Regions from separate parts of the Mus musculus genome. Here regions 1 and 2 are each linked to region 3. The links are chromatin loops, found by intact Hi-C in ENCODE. Cell type or tissue: left cerebral cortex. All regions are shown on one strand.

The links. Hi-C counts contacts between places; a loop is a spot of excess contacts. Peaks named below come from ENCODE experiments on the same cell type or tissue, not always from the same donor. Only the 100,000 strongest peaks of a DNase experiment are listed, where the experiment ranks them.
Region 1: a loop joins it to region 3, with 2.3 times the contacts of the local background. A loop is called at or near these places in 5 of 42 quality-filtered maps.
Region 2: a loop joins it to region 3, with 3 times the contacts of the local background. A loop is called at or near these places in 3 of 42 quality-filtered maps.

The regions. Positions count from the first base shown.
Region 1 is chr14:120,570,496-120,572,995 of GRCm38, reverse strand. No RefSeq gene overlaps it. Among named protein-coding and RNA genes, the nearest start is that of Gm41252, 6.8 kb to the left of the region's middle. In left cerebral cortex, no CTCF peak of the experiment used is centred here; a DNase peak (open chromatin) is centred at 1,239.
Region 2 is chr14:120,808,293-120,810,792 of GRCm38, reverse strand. No RefSeq gene overlaps it. Among named protein-coding and RNA genes, the nearest start is that of Gm41253, 3.3 kb to the right of the region's middle. In left cerebral cortex, no CTCF peak of the experiment used is centred here; a DNase peak (open chromatin) is centred at 1,251; H3K27ac peaks cover 537 bases.
Region 3 is chr14:120,473,337-120,475,836 of GRCm38, reverse strand. No RefSeq gene overlaps it. Among named protein-coding and RNA genes, the nearest start is that of Rap2a, 3.9 kb to the left of the region's middle. In left cerebral cortex, no CTCF peak of the experiment used is centred here; DNase peaks (open chromatin) are centred at 1,437 and 2,054; H3K27ac peaks cover 1,598 bases.

The DNA of each region.
Region 1 (2,500 bases), 97 kb before region 3:
AGAGCTTAGACAAAATGCTAACACTTACGATCTATCTTTAAGTATTGCCTAAGAGTCGATCATTCTTTAGACCACGTAGGCAAAGTTCTAAACCTTATTCCTGATCTTCATGTAGCTTTAGTGTTTGCATTGCTTAGATTTCCTTGTGGCATGCATCAAAAAGAGGTGATGTTTGACTTTTATGAATAAAGAAATACGTTTAGTTCATGGGAGATACTCACCTACAGTCCTGTGGTGGCCTTGTTAATGGGGGCCCTCTTGTGCTTCATCCTTAGGGTGCATGGGCTAAGAGTGCCCCATGACCTCACAGGTTGGAGTTGGCTTTAGGTTTCACTCTAGAACACAAGTGAAGCATGCTGCTAACTGAAGGGGCAAGGAAGAGGCGCGCGGATGCTAAGATCAAAGTCATCTTCCCAAGGTCCTGATTCGGAAGATGAGGCTCGGTCTCTGTGTGTTGACTTCCGTGCTCAGGCACGTGACTTGGTGACTGCTCGGAAACTAGAACCAGATCTTTCTGATCCCCAAACAGCTGCTTTTCCTTCTTTCCTCTGTCAGCAGCTCTCTGTTCTGCTGAGCACAGCAGAGCACAGGTGACAACCACTTCCTGAAGGGTCCCCAGGCTTCCGTTTACAAACCTCTTGGTTTCCAAAGCCATGACTCAGGTCCCCGGTGCCTAACCTCCTTTTGTTCCTCTTTGCATTGTCCCTTTGCTCTGTCTTAGTATTTTTTCTTTGCCCCTCCATTGTAGGTGACCTTCCCAGGGCAAACAGGCAGATTGGGGTCAGGGTGTCCTGGGGTGCAGAGTCCAGTGGCCAACAAACAGAATCCTGGGTCTGCCTCAGTGGTCCCTGAGAGAGCAGGGATGGTCTGTACCTCTCACTGCCTCTTTTCCTTCCTGTCTCCCCTCCTCTTCCCTTCAGCTCCTCACTCTTCTCTCCCCTGGTCCCTTATCTCTGCTCTAGATGTTGCTCTTTCTTCGATAATAACAGTCCAAGATAATGTAGCTTTAGATAGTGTCACCAACCAGAAACACCCAAGGCTAGCTAAGCAGGCAGCAAAGTGTAATTTTAAATTTAAAATTAGCCATCTAGACCTATTTCAGGAGTTCATAGCTGTGGGGTGGTGACCAAATGCTCACCCTGTAGCAAGAGTCAGAGATGTGTGCAGTGGCTTAGTGAGTTAAAAAAAAATGTTCCTGGACTCATGACTCAAGAGAAAAATGCCATTGTTTCTAAAATAAGCACATTCTACATGCATTCTACATGATGCAAATGATTTCTGGATAACACAGAGTAATTTAAATATGTTTTAATTTTATTTTAAAATTACTCAAAAGAACTTTAGTGGCTAGTAGGTTGGAAAGAACAGAGTGTGAGGGAGGGCTTTCTTCTCTATTGTTAGAGGTGACAATGTTTACCATGCAGCTGGTTAAGGACTAGGGGACCTGTGACAGAGGTCAGTCACTGTGTGGAAGGAACTGGATAAGCATCAGTTAGTCATTGTTTGTAGCTTTACTGTTTCTATCATGTAACATTCTCTTCTAGAGGACAGTCACATGCCTTCCTCCTTCCCCAGATCCATCAGTGGCCACCTCATGCCTTGCTAATCAGTGTATGTATCGTGGATGGCACTTGGGGCGTCATCCTAGGTCATCAGGACAAATGAGGCTCCAGTCCCCCTTAGTCAGAATCAGAGCTAGAAGCAGATTCCAGCTGCAGATGTGCTGGGTTGCTAGAGCCGATCCTGGTTCTTGGCCACAGCGATCTTGTCTATAGCTCACTTCGATGACTATCACTTCCTGGGGGTCTAAGTGGAAAATGGCAAATATACCAAGCTAGCTCCTGCCCCTGGGATTCCTGTGTTATTTATTCTCTTCACCTGGGGGCTGGCTCTGCTTTCCACATAATGCCTGTTCTGCCCCTAAGGCAGGCATGCATGTACTTGTCCATATACTTTGTTCTCCACTCCATATATGTATGTATATATATATATATATATATATATATATATATATATATATATATATGTGTATGTGTATGTGTATGTGTATGTGTATGTGTATGTGTATGTGTATGTGTATGTGTATGTGTATGTATATGTATATGTATATGTATATGTATATATATGTATATATATACATATATGTATATATATGTGTGTGTGTATGTATATATGTGTGTGTGTGAATGTGTATGTATATAAGTGTATATGTGTGTATATATGTGTGAATGTGTATGTATATATGTGTATGATGTATATGTGTGTAGTGTATTATGTATGTGTATGTATATATGTGTATGTGTGTATGTATGTATGTGTATTTGATAGCACCTAAAATATGCTAAGCATTATGGTCCTCTCTAACAAGTTCCCATTGATACCGATGAACACAGCTGCTCTCTTATGTCTGGCATAGCTGTGTCATTGATTTTTAAGTCTCTGTTGATAATGCTATTGATACTGACCATAGGAGGCAGGGAGCCCCCTATGGTGGCTTTTT
Region 2 (2,500 bases), 330 kb before region 3:
TAGCTGACTGTGATCATTCCACGGGGTTTCTTGTAGAGCAAAGACTTCATGTCTTTCAGGTGCCAGCAACTTTCATCCCTGTTCTCTTTTCTGGCTAGTTTTATGTCAACTTGACCCAAACTAGGGTCATCTGAAAGGAGGGAACCTCAATTAAGAAAATGTTGCCATAAATCCGGCTGCATTAGTGATCAGTGCTGGGGGGCCCAGCCCATTGTAGGTGATGCCATCCCTGGGCTGGAGGTCCTGGGAAGAAAGCAGGCTGAGCAAGCCACGATAAGCAAGGCAGTACTCCTCCACCGGCTCTGAATCAGCTCCTGCCTCCAGGATCCTGCCTAATTCTAGTTCCTGTCCTGGTTTCCTTCAGCTGGTCTACATATTGGGTGTTATCCATATGGATTTGTGGGGCTCTGGCCCAGCCGAAGAGGCCAAAGAGTTGCAGGTCTCCAAGGGGTAGCGGGAGCAGGGCTGGCTGCTGGGCCTCTTCTGGGGCTGCAGGAGGTGGGAGGTAGTAGGGAGGCTAGGAGCCAAAGTCGGGGCCACTGGACAGGAAGTGGCTGCAGCTGCTCGAGCAGCGTCCAGCCATGTCAGCTTCGGAAGAGAATACTCTTCTCTGGAGTGTTACAGTTCGATGAGATATGCACTCTCAGACGATCTTTGGTGAAATAACTCATGCACTTCATTCCTTGTGGATAGGACCTTATCAACATTTGGGTGTGGGTTGGGATCTAGAGGCAGATGCGCTCTATGGGCTTGGTCTGAGACTCTAGGGATGCCTCATCTGCACGAGGAAGAACTTCAGGTGTTGTCCCTAAGTTACTCAATGGGGTGTCGTGGTCACACGTTCCAGAACAGGAGCCTGGTTGGGAGTAGATTTAAGTACCATTCTCAATGATGAGGATTCCTGAATCCGCCCAGCCTTACCAGGTTTTCTGTCTGGTGGCATGCTTCACCGCTCCACAATGGAGAACGATGTGGAAGTGTAAGCCAAATAAACCCTTTCCTCCCCACATTGCTTTGGTCACGGCGTGTCATCTCAGCAGTAGTGACTGTAACTAGGACAATCACTTAAGCCATGTAGCATGCTTCTCCTAGGCAGAGCATCTTAGTTCCTGCTTCAGTTTTAAGCTACTGCGGGCCGTATGAATTCTGTGAAGCTGCCATCTTCAAGGCCTGTGGGTTGCTACGTTTATCTCCTACATCATTTGCAGCCGATTCAGGCATGGTGTGTGAGGCTCTGACTGGGCACAGGGCCACCTGTGGGAGGGGGTGGTACAAGTCCTTGTTTTCAAGGCTCTGATTCTCTGGAAAGGGATGCTCCAGTCATATGGGCCTCCGCCTCCTCCCTCCTGTTGATGAAGTTTAGTCAGCAATTTGAGGAAAAAGAGACAAAGCAGAAAACATATGGGTTGTCAGCCCTAAGGGGCGATTTGGAGTAAGAAGGTTAGCCTGGGGCTTTTGGGTCATATGTCATTTTGGTATTAGGTAGTTATTTTATTTTATTTTGTTTTATGTGTATGAGTGTTTGGCCTGCATGCATATGTGGGAACCATGAGCATGACCTGTGCCCTCAGAGGCCAGAAGAGTGTCTTGGATTCCCTGGAACTGGAGTTAACAGGCAGTTGTGAGCTGTCACGTAGGTGCTTGGAATCAAACCTGGATACTTTGAAGGAGCACCAAGTGCTGTTAACCACTAAGCCATCTCTCCAGCCCCAGTTGGTGGTTTTAAATGTTATTATTATTATTTTTTACATGTATTGTTGTGGGATATCCATTAGAGAAGACTTGTTGGATATAGGTTTAAGTCAATAAAAAGTCTTCCCAGTGTAACCCACAGCTATTCCCAGGGTGAGCTTTTAAGCATAAAAAACAAAAACAAAAACAAACCAACACCCCCCCCCCAAAAAAAAACCAAAAAACAAAAAACAAAAAAACATGTTCTGGGTTGAGATTCTTCAGTTGACAAGAACAGTTAGCCAGAAGCAGAACTACAGAAGCCAAAAAGCAAGGTTAGTACAGTTAGTGACTTTCCCAGAGCTATGGACTTTGATGGATTAAGTTTTTGTTTTTGTTTTGGCTGATGGTACTGTCTACATGCTGGGTTTTAATGGAGTCAGTTGTGCTAAGGTCTGGGGTCCTATTACAGTATGGATGGTTGCCTGCATGTATGTGTGTGCACCATGTGCAAACCAGGTGCCAGAAGAGGCATTGAGTCCCTTGGAATTGGAGTTAGGGTGGGTTAGGAGCTGCCCTGTGAATGCTGGGAAATGTACCTTCACCCTCTGTAAAAGCAGCAATGCCCTTTACCACTGAGCCCCTTCTCTAGGGATGTTAAGTTAGAATAAAAAGCTGAAAAAAATCAGGGGCATGGGGAGAAAAAGAAGCCCTTTCCACCAGGATCTGGCTTGAGTTACTCACTCGCAGAGTCAAGAGCTTCAACATAACTGACCAAAAATGGAGATTGCCTACTGCCGTAGCTTGCCTCATGTGTCAGCTTGACACA
Region 3 (2,500 bases):
CTGCCTGTGGCCAGAGTGGGAGGCTGTTCACTCACATCTCTGACACTCTGGAAGAAGGGAGTTCTGAATGGCAGTTCTCCTCTTCCCCCTTTTTTCAGTCCAGTACCCTAGCTGGTGGGGTGGGTGGAAATGCATTCAAGGTTCTTCTTCCCTGCCCTCAGCCACTCCTCTGAAAACTCCTTACAGACATGCCCCAGAGTGCCCCACTGCCCTGGGTGCATTTTCATCCTGTTCAGTTGGCAACTGAAGTAACTATTGGGTAGTTTGTGCCCTACCTACTACATGGTCTATCTATGCACTGTCTAGTACATAGTCTACCTATTCACTGTCTACTATAGTCTATCTATCTATGCACTGTCTAGTGCATAGTCTATCTATCTAGTACTGTGTGGGCTGAAAATCTAGATAGGCAGTGGTCTGTGGTGTGGGCTTGTCTTAGGATTTTGGATCCAGGAGCTAAGCAAATCTTTTTGTGATTCCTAGTTCCCCCAGAGTTGGGAGTCTGTCAACTAAAGTAAACATAATAGACATTGTCACAAAGTTGTGGGTGGGTTGCTAGTCACATGTCCTAGCATTTCTCAGGCTTTTCTCCCTGACATTTCATAAGCCTTTCTACATTTTCATGAGGTATAAAGATGGCAGCCTATGGTGTGGTATCTGTAGTCTGTCTGTTTCCCATTCTGACAGGCCTGTTTTTCATCTTATGAAAGTAGTTGTTTTGTTTTGTTTCTTTGTTTGTTTGTTGCTTTCTTGTTACTAATATATAAAACAAAAATTATGATCAGGAATATATTTTCTTACCTGTTATGGCTTGGATGAGGATACAGTCCTGGTTTGTGGTGGCATGTAGACTATTGCTTGAAAGGTGAGTTGCTATAATTAGAAGGGCGTCAGGGTAGAATGTGGTGGTGTATAGCTCTAAACCCAATTACCAGGATTTCTAAGCACAAAAGTGTTCAAAATTCAAACATGCCTAGGCTGCATGAGTTCAAGGCCAAACTGGGAAACTTAGTGAGGCCTGTTTATCAAGGCTGAGGTTCTATTCCCAGTATAAGAATAAAATAAAATTGAAGATTTGGGGGAAATATTGGTGTCTATATCCTGATCTTAATTATGTTCGTGTCTATGTCTATATAAGTACTGTTCCAACTCTGATTCCAAAAGCTTAAGTCTTCAATCATGTGTTTGGGGGAAAGACAAAAGAAAAATGTGATAAGAAATTCAGTCTTGCCTCAGATGTGTGAACCTGCGTGACAGTGGAGACCGAGCACTGAACACTGTCACCACAGGGTCCCTTCGGCTTTAGAAGTGTGTTGCTGGGTGAGAAAGGAAAAAAAATGAAAACTTAATTTCTCTTTTCTCCACTGGATCTGAAGAGGGATCTCTCACCTATATCCAGATAGCCTCAACTGTCACACTTGTGTTACCATGGAAACCCAGCCAGCTCCTTTCTTTCTGTAAAAAATGTTGAAAAGGGTGGAATGAAATGGAAATGTATTGTATTTTCTGACTTTGTGAATGCAGCCAGAAGCAAATAAGCACAGAATTTGATACAGACAAGCCTAAAGGACACTGTGCCTGGACCAGGGTTTCCTGCTCTTTAAACCCTGGCTCCTCTCTCTCCCCACTAAAGCCTGCTGTCTCCTGAATCCTAAGTGAAAGACCACCAAACTCCTGGGATGCTGCTGGTGATTACGAAGGGGATGGGGAACTGTCTAGGCCTCTGAGGCTTCACGCAGCTGAGGTAAATCTGCAGACACGAAGCATAGAAATTGAAGGGGCAAGATAAACACGTTCTTATGAAAACCTAACATCTTGGTGCTCTTGAAAGGAAAAACTAGAACGCAGACACAGTGTGCAACGAGTCTGAGAAAGAAATCTGTTGGATGAAAGAGTAAATATTTCAAACGGCAGCTTAAGGAGGCTTCTTAATGAGAAGGCTTGCTGGTTAAGGGAGAAGGCCTGGAGGATCTTAAGAGCTGGGGATTCTGAGGAAACACAGCAGCGGAGGGCAGAGGGCAGTCTGGGCTGACGGCACTCCCACTCCCACACTTGTCCTCTGTCACTGCCAGAGAAGCTGGGCTGAATCGCACTGCCCGTTAACAACAGTTTGTGCCTCTTCCATGGGTGGCCCTCTTCTCATGCTGATGGCATCTGGGATTCAGGTCCAAGTACGCAGATGCCTCATGTTTGACCTGGCAGAATGATGCTGAGAACGCAGCTAGTGTCTGAGGGCATTTTCATCCTGTAAACATGTCGGTACAGCACAAAGGCATTATGTTCACTGCAAATCTGCTCCGCTTTCTGCATTTGAGGGATACAGTAGGAAACAGTTGACCCAAAGAGCTTTATTCTAGCCAGAGAGATAAATATTACACTACCAATTACCTCTGGAGTACCATAATTTAATGCAGATAAGACAATATCAGGCTGGAGAGATGGCTCAGCCGTTAAAGGCTAGGCTCACAACCAAAAATATAAGACAATATCAGATTTAAAA